Regions from separate parts of the Homo sapiens genome. Here region 1 is linked to region 2. A link is a loop called in an ENCODE intact Hi-C map of the cell type or tissue named here. Cell type or tissue: lower leg skin. All regions are shown on one strand.

Region 1 (8,000 bases), 49 kb after region 2:
AAAACAAAAACAAAAATAAAGATAAAATAATAAAATTCCCAGTTTCTTTCCCTAGGGCTTAAAAGTAGCAGGACATGTAGGCCAAGTGCGGTGACTCAGACCTGTAATCCCAGCACTTTGGGAGGCCAAGGTGAGTGGATCACCTGAGCTCGGGAGTTTGAGACCAGCCTGACCAACATGGAGAAACTCCATCTCTACTAAAAATACAAAATTAGCCAGGCATGGTGGCACATGCCTGTAATCCCAGCTACTCAGGAGGTTGAGGCAGGAGAATTGGTTGAACCCGGGAGGCGGAGGCTGCGGTGAGCCAAGATCGCACCACTGCACTACAGCCTGGGCTGTTTAAAAAAAAAAAAAAAAAAAGGGTAGCAGGACACTGCTGAAACGACATCTATTTCTTTACAGTCTATTTTCTTATTTTCATCCCATGCAACCTAACTACACTTACATCGTTTGGAATGGTGAGTTCATGAGAAGTAGTCTGAGCAGATGCATCCAAACCTGCTAAAAGACAGAAGAGAGCAAGCAAATTCAATGCACAGCATTCAAAACCTCACTGACTTGCACATTAAACTAACAGAAGGAAATAAACTGGAAACCCAGCATCATTAGCTGTTGGGATTCATCACTAACTTGGAAGCCTCCAAAGAGGAAAGAGTGGGGGAGAAGGGTGTAGAAATAATGCTCGAAAGGTTCTTCTGTACACTCAGAAGAGCTGATTTCATGCCATTTCCTGCAAAGCCCAGCCTATTAGGGATGGGGGATGGAAGCAAGGGCAAGGGAGTGTGGTATCCTCAAAAAGGACCAATGTCTAAACAAGTCCTTCTGTACTTCTACCCCTTTCCTGTTGTGTTCCAAATTGTATCTCACCTGATGCTCACTAGCACCAGTGCCAATATTATGCCTGTTAATGGGTACCATGGACTTCTGGCACACATGCAGAGTTGCTTTAAATATACCTGTATCAGATTAATCCCCTCCACCCCCTATTCTCCTAACCTAGACTGGAAGGTCAGATAGAATGAAATGGCAGTCAGGTGAGGGGACTTCATTTCTCCAGATTTAGTCCCTGTCTTTTGTTCAATAATTTTGTTCTGGCTTTCATTTTGTTTTCCAAAGAAAAAGAAAGAAAAAAAAATCCCATCAGCAAATACCCGTACCCATCTTTAACAACACCTGGACTGAACCAGGCCAGCTGGCTAACACTCAAGCTTAGTCCTGATCTCAGCTATGGCTGCTGTCTCATCATTTTTAGAAGGGGGTTGGCCAGATCCATCAAGGGACCCTCGGGGGCTCCAGGCCCACCCCTTTGCTCTCTCAGCTCCTCTCTGCCATGTGCATGTTGCTGGTATGGTTCATGGGCAGTGAAACAAGACTCCCACCAGTTTATTAATATAACAGTAGAATACTACAGATTTTTTTTTTTTTAATCATTACCCCAATAGCCTTTCACCTCTGGAGAGCTGGATTCAATGCCTGTTAAGATACAAGTGAAAATGAGTTTGGTGGTCTCATCCTAACCCTATCGGACAAGTTATTCCTTATACAGAAAAGCCCCAAAAACGAAACAAAATAAAAACAAAAACAAAAACAAAAAAAACACTACACAATTTGGCACAAATGGATGGTCTCTACCCAAGCCTGTGAATTGCTGGTGGAGAGAAAGGGGGTGCTGATCAGATCAAGGGGGCAGCAGTCAGGATGGGCTCAAAGAAATATCAGCCTACCCTTTGCCTGACAAGCATCCCCAAACCTCACCCCCAAACCTTCCAGGGCTTTTTTTTTCTTTTAGAATAACTGACCCCAAATGAAAACCACGTTAACAAACACATTACCTCCTTGGGCTTAGCCATAGTAGACAGGCAAGTTTAAACCAGCAGGATGCTGGATAACGAAGTTTGTTTTAAACAGATGTCAAGCTGAGACCTTGGGACTGGCCTCTCTCTTGCACTACACCTTACAGAAATAAACACTGAGGTATCCATACCACTGAATCCGGTGTTGCCATGCGTCATGGGAAAATGAGACTGTTGCATTGCCAACTGGTGCAGCTTGGTCAACTGCAAGGAGGAAACAGGAGGTTGGCATTAGAAGATTTAACAGAGCCAGGGCTCAAGCACATTCGAATTTGAAAATGCAGGTCCTGATTCCCAAAATTGACTCTACTACTCAAACTACAACAGAGGGTAGGGATGGGGCTTGCATCACAATCCTGGGGATTGGCAGAATATGAAGGGTAAGGGTTAGAAATAGAATGGGTGCCTGGAAGAGAATGAATGCCTTTTGGGTGTGGGAATAGAAAAGCAACAGCACTTGCCCAACGACCATCCCCCTTGGAGGCTACTTAATGAAGGTAGTTTGCAGCCATTGCAACAGTTGCCGCAGGGACAAGCACAGACAGGCTAGGTAAACAAACTGTGCAGTGGTGCTAGGGAAAACACACCATGCAGGGTTTCATCAGTATTGGGGAGAGGGAAGGAGATGAGGGGGGCAGGGAGACTGCAAGGAGGAGAGAGGTGAAGAAACCATACTGGGTTTAGTCCCATCACCGCCACCACTGACTACTACAGCTATTTTTATTCATCTATATAAACTGTCCTGACTGTCATAAAATAATCCTTCTTCACGTCTACTTCCCTCTCTCCTGGGGCCTACCACTAACCAAGACCGAAACTCAACTTCCCAAGTCTAATAATGCTCAGCACCTGAAAAGGTTAGTAAGGATAAAAGAAAAGTGCAGAAAAAAATGCCCTTGAAGTCTAAATACCGGCACTTTTAAATAGGAGGTTTTAGCAGCAAGAAAGGTTTGAGTTGAATTCTGAAATGTTCAGGTTCCTATCCCTCTCTGTGTAACATAAGCCCCTTCCCCATCCCTCCAAATACTTTTCAAATTGTCATCTCAGATTGAGGAGTTCCCAAGGGCAAACCCAACCTCCCATTACCCTCATGGAAAAGAGAACTGCATGCAAGGAAGCACAGTCCCAATGTCAATTTAAACTATGCCCTGAGATAACAAATCACAGTATACCATGGAACATTTCCCTTTTAGAAACAGGGTAATCTGAAACACAGGGGGAAAGGAGAAGCTAATGTGCTGAATTAAATTTCAGGGGTTAAATGTTAAAAGGCAAACAAGGCATTACCCTGATTAAAGGGCTAAAATATGGGATTGACCTTGTGAAGAAAACAACTTAATACTGCAAATGCTGAAGACCCAACTCACTTCTGGCTACTTGGGAGAGAGGAGTGAGACAATTTTGGATGGGAGAGGGAGCTTTTCAAAACAAGAAGTGAAAACAAAACTTACATCTGGCTGTGGAATGGCATACTGTCCTTGAATGGTATAGGCCTACAAAAGGAGGAAAACAGTTCCTATTAAAAACCAATCACGGACAGCCACCCAGTGGGGGGAAAAAGACATTTCAACTAGCCAGGAAGCCAGAGTTGAACTAGAGAATGGGGGAGGCCAGAGATTGAGGCAGTAGATGGAATCTCACAAATATGGTCAGACCCAAATTGGCCTTCTTTGAACCCTAAATATGACTTTGTTCCGGGGAATCCTATAAAGGTAGCCAAGTTCCCTGCAATCAAAGGCAAAATATACATAACTGTTTCTTAATGAAAATGTGGGAAGTGAGATTAGCAATGCCTCGACTGACCAAGCCCCACTCTTCCTCCCTGTATACAAGATAGCCTAGGAGGAATAATGATCTCTTCCCTCACCACCCCAACCCTTCTACCAATTGTGGTGATGTGGAAGATCTCTAACTGCACAAACCTACATGGTATGTTTTAAAACACTTCCCTTTCTCCAACTTATTTCTCTATCTGCCTAAAGACCTTAAGAACACTGGATGCTAGCTGAGTCCCTAACAGTAGGGAGCTGATCACAGGTAAACAAAAACCACTGGGTTCTAATTCCTGTCTTCTCCCACCTCCCCTCCATAGGCATTTGCAGCTCCCACTATGCCCTCCTCCCCCCCACAACATAACCTCCCAAAAAGGGAGCTGGGTCTTCAGGGCAATGGGGTAGGGAAAAGGAGGAAAGGAAAAGGGAACAGGGAGGGAGGGGATGGAAGGAGTGGCTGGTTAACAGGATGTGAAGTTTCTCACATCACAGTGGCCAGTACCCCCAAAAGTACACCCAGGTGGGGGTGGAAGGAAGGTGAAAATGGGGTGGGAGGAGTGGGAGAGGGGAAGAGGGGTTGAACAAAAAAAAAATTAAAAAAAAAAAAAAAGTTGGTGTTACCATCTGGTGGGCTACGCGGCCTGGGTGAAATGAGGTTGGGGGGGTCAGTCCAGGTCCCCGTGGACAGGTGGTGTCCACAGCACCAAAAATCACCAGCGCCACTGGCCCCCCGTGTGTTGGCAGTCTCGGCTGAGGCGGAAGGATTGAGTGAGCCTTGGAGACTGAACATCCCCTCTCACCTCTAGAGGTGGTCCCTCCAGGTCAGGGTTGAGGCACATGGACGGGGTGGTGTGGGGAAAGCTCGCACTGTCGCTGCCTGTGCTGTACCTGTCCTGTGGATAAATAGAGGATTTCAGTCTCCAGGGCTGTCAATCCGGCACCTTGTCACCAGCATGAAATTCACACAAAAAAAGTTGTTTATTTTTTTCCTTTTTCCTTTAAAAAGGAGCTCAGACACAATTTGAAACGAGCTGTAATCAGTGAATTAAAAAAAAAAGTTACCTAGTGGCAGATTTCACACTGCACAATTGGGCTATTTTCAATAAGAATGAAGGGGTGGGGCAACAGAGCTGATGCCAGCTCCTGGTCAGTGTGGGATTAAGTTGAACCCCTACAGAGCCCACTTTGCCACAAAGGAACAAAAGACACAGGTCCATCTGTGGACATTGTATATTTAAAAAGGCCTGTGGGAACAATCCATGACAGGGCCACTCATAGAAGAAGCTGCAAATTTTTAGACGGTGGTCATCAACTAAATAAAGGGGAGGGAGGGAGGGAGGGTGGGTAGGGAAGCAAAGAGGTATGAAGGGGGAGGTGTGATGGGGAGTGGAAAAAAAAGGAAGTGAAGGAAGAATTTTAAGTACAGAGGATTGCTGCCACCCAGTATGGGACTCTATTCCAAAGGGGGAGTGGGAGAATCCAGAAGAGCAGGAACCTGGAGTTCCTGGGAAAGAAAAACTCCTAAGGCTAAATCCTTCTGGCGACACTGACTCTGGGCCTTTGCTTATCCTGCCCAACTCTGACTAACTAGACTGAGAGCCCTTTGAACAAACCAGTTTGTACTTTTCTAAAAGCAAGGTACTAAACTGACTCAAGGTTAACACTGTGACATAACCGACCTTCCTGTGAAACCTCTCATAACTACACGACAAACTAAACCTCTAAAAACTTGTTCATTTTTATGCCAATTCAACACAATGTGAAAGAGATGGACTCCCAAGTTTATGCTTGCCCTCTAAATGGCTCCCAGATCAAACGCAGGTAAGATGGAACTAGTTAACTAAATATGCTTGTAACAGACCAGCCCCAAGTGGGAAAAGGTGTTTTGAGCAACGCACTTGCTTAGGCAGCTACCAAAATCAGTCACTATTTCAACCTGAATCCCAATGCAGTTGTCCCTAGGTGTCCCTACGTTATTGGTGGGAGATTAGTCCTAGGATTCCCCCCATAGAAACAAATATCCATGGATATTCAAGTCTTTTACATAAAATGGTATAGTACTTGCATATAACCTAAGCATATCCTCCCACATATTTTAATCATCTCTAGGTTACTTATAATACCTAATACAATGTAAATACTATGTAAATACTTGTTATACTCTATTGTTTAATGACAAAACAAAGCCTGTACATGTTCAGTACAGATACAACCACCCATTTTTTTCCCTGAATACTTTTGATCTGAGGTAGGTTGAAGGTGGAACCCACAAAGGGCCAACTGTATTTTAAAACCTGATCTACCTACTCCTCAAATACAATCAGAGCATAGGACTACCATGGTCCTTCAATGCTTCTGTCATAATAATCTAACTTCAGAATAGTCCACGTGCCAAAGATCAAGAGTTTAGGTTGATGAGGAAGGAGCAGAGAGGCCACGGTGGTGCTTTGGTGTTCTTACTCTAACACCAAAGGTCACGGCACCACAGCCCAACATGCTCACCCCCCTTCTATTCTTGCACACTGAACTCTTACCCCAGCTGATTTCAGTTATGCCATGTGGGTTCAAACCAGTGTTTATGAGGTTAAGAGCCTAGGGGACAACACACTGGAGTTTGGGAGTGAAGGGGTAGGAGTAGGGGAGGTGAGGTGGAGGGAAGGGGAAGTTTGTAGGACACTCAAATTCAGGACCCCCAAATTTTGAGACCACCATCCAGAATCTCCTTCAGAGGTCCAACTCTTTGCTACCTTTTATTTAGACCTCTAAATATCACCCCACACACATAAAACATGGATGGGGTGGGGACAGGGAGAGAAGTAGAGACAGTAAGTCAATTCAACTCTTATATTCTAACCCAACCCACAAGTAAGTTACCTCTTCCGAGTGCCTACAAAACTTCCATTGCCTGCTAAAAATTAAGGCATTCAGCTTTCTCCAGTACAAAAATAAAACTAAAAGCCGGTCAAACTATGGCCAGAGTATAGGTTTCAGCAAGCATGCAGAGTGGCTTGGTGTGATGCTGGCAAAGTTGACATTTCAAATATAATCTCTGTTCATTCTAGCCCACAAATGAGAATTTTCTTACCTGACCACCTGCAAAGATGACCGGAGAGCTGGACGGCTTGGGCCGGTACGGGATGGTCACGCCCTTCGGGGGGGACTGGGAGAGAGTCAGAGGGGAAAAAAACAAAAAGAGATAAGGTTTCAAAGCTGCTTCAGCTGTGTGGCTTTAGCTCACACAGGTCAGTTAAATTAAAAACTATTTCCATCCCCTTACCTACCAAATTGTCTCTGGCTAGATCTAATCTCAATTTATCTACTGAAAGTTATTTGCCTTTAATGCAGTAAGTCCAAGGACTACACAATTCAAACTGATTCTCATCAAGGGAGATGTCCATGTAATAATCTTCGGCACTATTTCCAAAATTTTAGATAAATTTAATGGACATGAAAAACTGTTAAACGTATATTTTTGTTGATAATTTTTAGTATCTCACATTTTTTTGGCCTGAATAGGAAATAAGGTCAAAACTGCAAATAAAGTACTCAAGTGTTATGTCTAGAATAATACAGACACTATCTATAAATAGTTCAAAGGCTCAATCAAGGTTTTTCTAATCTCTACTTGAAAATTCCAGTTTCCAGGTTGGGTGCATCGGCTCATGCTGGTAATACCAGTACTTTGGAAGGCTGAGGCGGGTGGATGGCTTGAGCTCAGGAGTTCAAGACCAGCCTGGGCAACATGGCAAAATCCCGTCTCTACAAAAAATAAAAAAAATTAGCCAGGTGTGGTGGCGCATGCCTGTAGACCAAGCTACTGGGGAGACAGGTGAGAGGATCGCTTAAGCCTGATAGGCAGAGGTTGCAGTGAGCCGATACTGCACCACTGCACTCCAGTCTGGGTGACAAAGTGAACCCGTCACACACACACACACACGAAAAAATTCGTTTCATTTCTCACCAATGAAACCAACTCCATATCACAAATCTGAAAAGGCTTAATTTTCCTGAATTTTGCTATTCTTTTAATAGAATAATAGTGTATAATCAGGACCTTGTAAGTCATTCGGAAACATCATCATACATACATTTTTCTACTCTATGTAACACTTTGAATACCCTCCTACAAAGTGACAAGTTGTTAAAGAACATGTCAAATTTCCATGTAACCAAAATACAGTAATTCAAAAAGTAATTTAACTCAGCTACTCAGGAACTCAAATAAATCTCTGGCCTCCTTAGTCCATGCAGTGCATCTTCTCCCCGACTCTGCTACAACTGCTGTGAACCAAAAGATCACTGCTGCTTAGCAGTTTCTATTTTTGCTCACAGACCATAAGAAAAGTCAAAGCTAGGGGAAGGAAAATATGAA
Region 2 (8,000 bases):
GAAGCAGGAGGATGGCTTGAGGCCAGCAGTTGAAGGCTGCTGTGAGCTGTGATTGTGCCATGGCACCTCCAGCCTGGGTGACAGAGTGAGACCCTCTAAAAAAATTTTAAAAACATTTGACTAATGAGCAACATGGAGTTACCATTGTATGTAGCTCAGGTAGTTGTGTTTAGTAGTAAAATGTTAGTGTCACTTTAGGTGGAGTGGCATAACTTATAATGTTTTATAATCATTAATGCCTAGCTAATTTTTAGTCAGGAGGGTCTTAAGATTTCTTTGTAGTTTTACATGTTAACTGAACCCGGGCCAGGGACTGGCCATTCATAATATCATTTAATTATAGCTTGATATCTATCAGACTTACCTGTGGTACAACTACATGGTAAAGGAACATTAAAAATAATGGAATAGGCCTGCCACAGTGGCTCACGCCTATAATCCCAGCACTTTGGGAGGCCAAGGCAGGCCAATCACTTGAGGTCAGGAGTTTGAGACCAGCCTAGCTAACGTGGCAAAACCCCATCTCTACTAAAAATTCAAAAATTAGCCAGGTGTGGCAGTGTGCACCTGTAGTCCCAGCTACTCGGAAGGCTGAGGCACGAGAATCACTTGAACCTGGATGGCAGAGGTTGCAATGAGCTGAGATTGCACCACTGCACTCCAGCCTGGGCAACAGAGCAAGACTCAGTCTTAGGAAAAAAAATAAATAAATAAAATAATGGAATAATTCAGTTCCTGTGAGAATTAATCAAAGAGGATGGCTAAAAAGAGATCTATTTTAAATCATCTTTAAAGAAATGAAGGCCAGGCGCAGTGGCTCATGCCTATAATCCCAGCACTTTGAGAGGCCAAGGCAGGAGGATCACTTGAGACCCTATCTCTTAAAAACAAGAAAGAATAGAAGTAATGAATAATAATAAGAGTTGGTAATGAACTATGCAAAGACCTAGAAACCAGACAGTGTAATTAACATGTTGGAGATTCATTTTATTGGAATAGATAGGTTAATTTTGGCCTAGTTCTTCCCTTCTTACAACTTCCCATTTCCTAGCCCATTTATGACTTAGAAGCCAGGATTCTGGGAAGTTTTCCCCAAAAAAAAGATGGGTTTCATTTCCCTTTTGGGCTCCTTTAGAATTATGGCAAAAGGTAGTCCTGCCTCTTTCCCCATTCTGTTTTCTAACCAATTGCTCTCTGCTCTTTGCCCTCCTTCCTGGCAGAAAGCCCCAAGGAAAGCTCAGAGCCAACGGGTTCTCCAGCCCCTGTGATTCAGCACAGCTCAGCAACAGCCCCTAGCAATGGCCTCAGTGTTCGCTCTGCAGCTGAAGCTGTGGCCACCTCGGTCCTCACTCAGATGGCCAGCCAAAGGACAGAACTGAGCATGCCGATACAATCGCATGTAATCATGACCCCACAGTCCCAGTCTGCGGGCAGATGATGCCTCCTCTGGTGGAGAGGTCCTCAGCCAGAGCTCGCCCGCCCAAGAGCCAAGAGAGATGTCATCTTATCCCCTCCCATCTGCCTTGGACATGGCAATATGGGTGGGGGGAATTGTGTGTTGTGAGTAATGGACAGATATGGGGCTTTTTAGCCATGTGGTCATGTACGTTTGACACCTGTGCTGGGGGCCTCCCAGCCCCGGAGCCTCATAGATCATCCCCCAGGGTGGGGTTTCTGATGCATCCACAGCCAAAGGCCTTTCCAGATGGTCCGAACAATCACCCCTGCCCCATGCACGTGTATCTGTCTCTTTTAACACTAACCCTTGGCACTTCTAGGTTTGGGGTTTCTCAGTTCCCTCTCTTCCCACTAAGCCGTGGCTGTTACCTTTTTGTTCCTTACCAGCATGCCACTTCCTGCCAGATAGAGGGAGGCTAGATTTGATGACATATTACCCGCTGACCCAGCCCCAGCCACCCCATGGACTCAGGACTCAGGTCTCCCATAGCTGCTTATTTACCCGTTTCCTTTTTCCTCTTCCTTAATTCTAGTTAAAACATTCACTTACGGAGAATGTAAGGTTACCTTTGATGTATGAAGTAGCAGTATTTTCCAGTTTTTCCATAAGCTTTATTCCTTCTCTCTACCTGCCACCAAAAAGAAAGAAACCCTCAAGAGTTCTAATTCTTTTTCATCTATTTGCAGAGCTATTTGGGTACCTCATTTTGTCCCTTGACTTTAGTGTAGTGGTGGGGTCTTTCCCACCACCCCACTAAGCCTTGGCAACCTCATTTTGTGGCCTTATTATTAAAGATTGCTTGGTAGTGAAAAGGGAAGGGCCCAGAATCTGACTGGCTGATTCTGTCTCCTCCCCTCCCTCCTTCTTTAGTTTAACCATCAGGGCAGACAGGAACAAAGTATTTCAAAGCTTGTTCCATCAAGTTAGGGATTAATCGATTCCTTTATGTTTTATAAGAGTTTACCGGCCAAAGCATATTGTCATCTTTGGTCATTTTTCTGCTCCTGCTTCTCTCTCTTCATTCCCCTATCAACATTACCGCCCCTGTCTCTCTTCTGTAACTACTTCAGACTCAGCCCTCCTGGAGGCTGTCATGTAGGGGACTCTCGAGTTCCTTTGTTCTACCCCATCTCTCCCCCTCACACATCTGTCTGCTTTTCTGAGCTAGAGTCTTCTGTTCACAAGTGCCCATCACCGTCTGGACTATCTTCTTTCTCTTTCACCAGGTTCCTAGCTTAGCCACTAGGTCTTCCAGGTCCTCCAGAGTTTCTTCAACCCATTTCTTCTCTCTTCTCTTTACATGCAGTGCTCCAGGATCTTGAAGCGTCATAGCCAAGATGCTGAGTGGGTTTACTTGAGTATAAGATTGAAAGGAGGGAGGAAGAGGAGAGGGAAAGTGCAGAACTGGTCCCAGCAAAGGACCCCAGGTTCTGGCCTGGGAAATTGGTGACTATTGCTCTCAACCATTCTTACTTTGAAGAGTTGGGTTGCAGAGGGAGCAATTCATCTCTCTTGTCCCTCTTCCACGTTAAGGCTTCTCATCTCCCCTTGGCTCTGAACTATGCAGTTTCTACCAGGACCATAGGAAGCAATTCAGAGCCAGAGGCCTGTGGATAGATAGGTCAGCTTTAATTGCCTTTCCGTATGAAACCCTTCCAGTTGTCCCAGAGCCACTTTCTGCCATCTGTGCAAGCCAAGAATGTCCTTCTCTCCATCTTTCCTACCTCCATCTTAAACATACATACAAAATAACTGCCAGCTTCCTTTCTTATTTTGTCTCCAAAATTGACTGTCACAGGGGAATGAGAAAATGTTCTAAGCTACAAGATTCCCGTTTCCTTAAAGTGATATCCTGTCCTAGTGAACCAGTCAGGTAACAGGTTCTGCTGCATTTGTTTTAAATTTCCCCTCCTGCTTTTCAGAGCTGGTGCTGAACAGGCCACACCCCTAAAGACAAAGGAGAGAAAACACGGTTTTCTCATCCTCTACCATCAGGTACCCAACAGGAATAGGCCCTGAAGTGATTCAGACTAGCAAATGTTATGGCAGATGGTCAGGACGCAGGTTACCACATCCAGGGACTTCACTTTTGCCTTTAAAAATTCACAGCCGTAACTTGTGCTCAGGACTTCCCCTTTAGCTGGCTGCTCCCTGGGATTTTCTCCTGCTTTAGAGTTTTGTTTCATTTTTTTATTGTCTTGATTTCCCAGTAGCAGCCTTGCCCTAAAGCTTGACTGAGTTTATGGCTCCTAAGGAGCTTTCCTAAGACTCTTGACTATTTTTCTTCCCCCTTCAGTCAAGTGTTTTTACAGTTAAGAATTAATTTGTAACTGCATACATGCCCTGCCAGTCTGTCCCTGTGTTGGGTGGCTAATTTATGTAGCGGGTCTTTTTTATTTCTTAGCCCCCATGACTAATTATCTAGTCCTAACTTCATTTTTATCAGTGGGAAGATGTGTACGGGACCTCAGTGAGGAGCACTGCCAGAACCACAGTAACAAAATGGCACTGAAATAAGGAAGCAGCAGGTCAGAACCCCCTAGATAGTTCTTGAGTTGGTTCTCAGTCTCACTAAGGAGGCAGAATAATTGCTGCCCTGAAACTTCTCTGATAGTCAAAGGTAACTTCACTTACCTTGTTATTGCTACCAGCCATGTGGTCACTCTCCCCAAATCTTTGTCTTCCAGATCCATCTGGACCAGAACCAAACATCATGGAAGGTGTCACTTGGCCCTTCCTAAAGTCCATGGCGTTTCTAGAGGCCTAAGGGAGGACACTTTCAGAAAGGAGCTGAGTGTATGGTGGGTGTCCTGAATTCGTTCATGTGAATACAGGACTCAGGCTTCCCACCCCACTCCAATGTGAGTGCTCGATACACAAGCACTCTAGCTAGCTGCCACGTACCCAAGGCCACAGAGGGAGGGGACAGAACCAGGTCTTCTGGTCTGCTCACTTTCTGCCCCATTCCCCTAACAGAAAGTTTGCTTAGAGTTGAAAAGTCTAAGAAAGCCTCCCACAATACTAGAGAGGCCAACAAAAAAAAAGTCATGCCCCCTTTACTTACTCTTTTGCTGCTGGTTATGCATCTCAAATCTGACTTCCTTAGCCTTCACCTCCCTCCTTGGCCCTAAGCATTAGACCATGTACTCTAAGTAGTGGTTAAAGAGGGACTGAGCAAACTGAACCTCCTCTCGCTCACTTCTCTATCCCTGTTCTGTTGGTTTTGGCTCCTTTCTTGATTCACTGCCCTCTAGCACCACCCATCCTGGTAGATGGAGTGCTTAACCCCAACCGTGCCCTATGTACAGCCTGAACCACCAAACAGACACCAAAAAAATTCTTCCTGTGGTTTCTGGGGCTCCCCTGCTCCACACTGAGAGGCTCCTTAAAGGTGCTAGCCCCTGATACAGCTATCCCCGCCAGTTTTCTCCTTTTTTCATAACTTCCTTCCCATCCCCAAATCATTAATTTTTCATTAATATTGTACATTATATACACAGGAAGGAAATACATTATTTTTTTTAAATTTCATAACCAGCCTGTTTAGATTCCAGTCTTCCTAGCTATATCACATATGCCTTGTTGATATGCTCTTTCTGCTTTCTTTAGACTTAATGTTTGACGGGGGTGGGGGTGTCTGGAAGAACAGGAAAGGTGGGGATCCTAAGGCAGATTAAAGGACTCCCTCCACCCCACTACAGCCTCCCATAACTCTAGTCATCCCTCTCATAGTACAGGACTGATTTCTCTGTGTCTGTTTGTACACACAAATGTGCATACAGACATAAATTCCCCCACCCCATACCAAGGTGGTTACCTAGCAGGAATGAGCGTAGGTGGCTGCTGGCCACCATTACCACCGTCTGCATCAGCTGTGTTGTCTCTCTTTGGGGTAAAGTCCTACCCCAGAATGAGAAAAGGCTGGGGAGAGTAGGGCAGGTTAAAGGAGCTTATGTCCTCTGTAGATGTAGGTTTGTATCATAGCTACTAGGGTTTATTTTTTTAATGGGGGGCTAATAGCACAGAGTTATCTCACCAGCAGTAGCTACTGGTGAGTGATGTTTTAGCTGTAAGAAGTGGCTATGAGCAATAGTTTCACTGACTTTACCTTAGGGCAGTGCCACAGTAATCTGGGAACTTGTTAGAAATACACATTCTCAGGCCCCATCCCAGACTTATTGAATCACAGACTCTGGGGGCAGGGTTTAAAAGCACTCCAAGTGATTCTAATGCACACTAAAGGTTGAGAACCATTTCTTAGGGATAAGCTGGGAAATTTTTACAGGTGTGGAGGATATTTCAAATACATCTTTTGCCTTTGCACTAACATGCTTTCATTTCTTTCAGTCTCTTCCTCCATTCCCTTTAAAGTCTTCCCCATCATATCACTGATCTCAAAAGCTAGATTTGTCTTCATTTTAGTCGTATCCCTAAAACCATGCATTGGTCTGGACAGGAGTTGTCCCATATTCCCTTGCAGACTGGTCACTCCATGTTCTCTGTTACAGTAAGGACCAGCCAAGCTTCAGCTGTCCCATTCCTCCCCCTACAACACACACACCTTTCAGGCAGGGAGGAGATGAGCTTCCAGCCCCAAGAGTGGAGGCTGCCACATCCTAACATAGTATCTATTGAAAAGGAAGCAGTGTGTATCTATGATTATATCTCTGTTCATCTATATATTTTTGACATGTAGCAACACCTCTCCATCTTATCAAGGAACTCAACTCGGTCTGGGTCTCCCCAGTGCCCAGTGGTGGCCTTTGACAGGTAGGAGGATGCAGTGCTGCAGGCTATTTTGTTTTTTGTTACAAAACTGTCTTTTCCCTTTTCCCCTCCACCTGATTCAGCATGATCCCTGTGAGCTGGTTCTCACAATCTCCTGGGACTGGGCTGAGGCAGGGGCTTCGCTCTATTCTCCCTAACCATACTGTCTTCCTTTCCCCCTTGCCACTTAGCAGTTATCCCCCCAGCTATGCCTTCTCCCTCCCTCCCTTGCCCTGGCATATATTGTGCCTTATTTATGCTGCAAATATAACATTAAACTATCAAGTGAACCACTGTTATGTCTGATGCTTCACTCCTCTATCCACAGCCCCCATTGTCCCCTTTTCTGGGAGGTCACTGGCCTTTCATGTCTGTCATCTTCATCACTCCCCCATTTCTTAGGACAGAAGGAACAGGGATTTTTGTCTCTAGTTTTTATACATGGGAGATACAGCCTAGAGAAAGTGGATGATTTCTATAAATTACAAAGTATGACAGAAGGCCCAGGGCAGAGCTCCTGTGGACTGCCTTGGAGACAAGGGCCCTTGGCATCCTGGCAGCAAGTACTCACAGGAAACTTAGTATGTGCTTTATGTGGATGGCGGGTGGGAGAGTTGCTGATGGCAAATGGCCTTTTACTTTTCAGTGTTTTGTTGCCAACCCCCACCCAACCATTAAAAAGTGGCTGTTGTGACCAGGGAGCACACACACAGACAAAGACGGAAAGTATAGCTTTCTATGGTAAGGAGGAGGCTGGTCTGGAAATGAGGGGTAGAGTTTACTTAGAAGCAGGTAAGAAAACCGGGCATGGTGGCTCATGCCTGTAATCCCAGCACTTTGGGAGGCTGAGGCGGGTTGATCACCTGAGGTCAGGAGTTTGAGACCAGCCTGGCCAACATGGAGAAACCCCGTCTCTACTAAAAATACAAAAATTAGCCAGGTGTTGGTGGCGGGCGCCTGTAATCCCAGCTACTCAGGAGGCTGAGGCAGGAGAATCACTTGAACCTGGGAGGCAGAGGTTGCAGTAAGCTAAGATCGTGCCGTTGCACTCCAGCCTGGGCAACAAGAGTGAAACTCCATCTCAAAAAAAGCAGGTAAGAGTTCACAAGAAAAACAGGTAATGCTCAGAGACTGTGGGAATCAGGAAGAGGTGTAGGGAAATCACAGATAATTTATTGCATCTGTATATTCCTTTATAAATAACATCACAAATGAGAACAATGAGCCAGGCTGAAGAATTTGACAAAAGAGATAGCAGGTGTCTCTGGAGTTTCCCAGTAGGAGAGAAATGACTTAAGAAGCTATCTGTGGCTGGTGTTTGGTAGACACTTGACACAAATAGCCTGTGCCTCCTGAGGAGAGCAGGAAAGGCAGTGGTGGTCTTCACTGTGTTGTGGCCAGGAGCACATGGGTGTCCAGAGAAGGGTAAGAAAGGAAATTGCTGAAAGCCAAATACCAAAGCCCAGATTATGAGGTTTTGGAGGTTCCCACCACTGAAGCTGCACTCTGAAAACTGGGCAGTTTACAAAATTAGAGGAATCAACCCATTCCAACTTCAAAGGAGACCAGTTACCTCCATCCTGGACACAGGAAGCCAGCTAAACCAGCCTCTTTCTGAATGCAGCTCAGCCCAGAGCCACTTGTAATTGATGTTTAGAGAAATACTAGAAGCAGCAGGATGGTAAACATGGAATGGCTGCCCTATGCTACGTGGAATGGTAGATTGCTTTACTGTTCACCTAGTGATAACAGGAGTAGTCACTTCATTTTATTG

The links. A loop is a pair of places that touch in the nucleus more often than their neighbours do. Peaks named below come from ENCODE experiments on the same cell type or tissue, not always from the same donor. Only the 100,000 strongest peaks of a DNase experiment are listed, where the experiment ranks them.
Region 1: a loop joins it to region 2, with 2.0 times the contacts of the local background. A loop is called at or near these places in 62 of 110 quality-filtered maps.

The regions. Positions count from the first base shown.
Region 1 is chr12:53,461,281-53,469,280 of GRCh38, reverse strand. PCBP2 (poly(rC) binding protein 2) reads right to left here. Exons shown (of 15, transcript NM_031989.5): 8 at 6,714-6,788; 9 at 4,429-4,521; 10 at 3,308-3,349; 11 at 1,988-2,060; 12 at 1,438-1,476; 13 at 449-504. PCBP2-OT1 (PCBP2 overlapping transcript 1) reads right to left here and starts at 4,813. Exons shown (of 1, transcript NR_109828.1): 1 at 4,224-4,813. In lower leg skin, no CTCF peak of the experiment used is centred here; no DNase peak of the experiment used is centred here.
Region 2 is chr12:53,510,575-53,518,574 of GRCh38, reverse strand. It overlaps ATF7-NPFF (ATF7-NPFF readthrough), which reads left to right. Exons shown (of 15, transcript NR_159377.1): 12 at 1,221-1,560. ATF7 (activating transcription factor 7) reads left to right here. Exons shown (of 12, transcript NM_006856.3): 12 at 1,221-6,521. The coding sequence ends at 1,438. ATF7-AS1 (ATF7 antisense RNA 1) reads right to left here and starts at 4,591. Exons shown (of 3, transcript NR_046221.1): 1 at 4,524-4,591; 2 at 4,094-4,222; 3 at 967-3,066. RefSeq lists an enhancer at 987-1,486 and a silencer at 2,453-2,694. In lower leg skin, no CTCF peak of the experiment used is centred here; no DNase peak of the experiment used is centred here.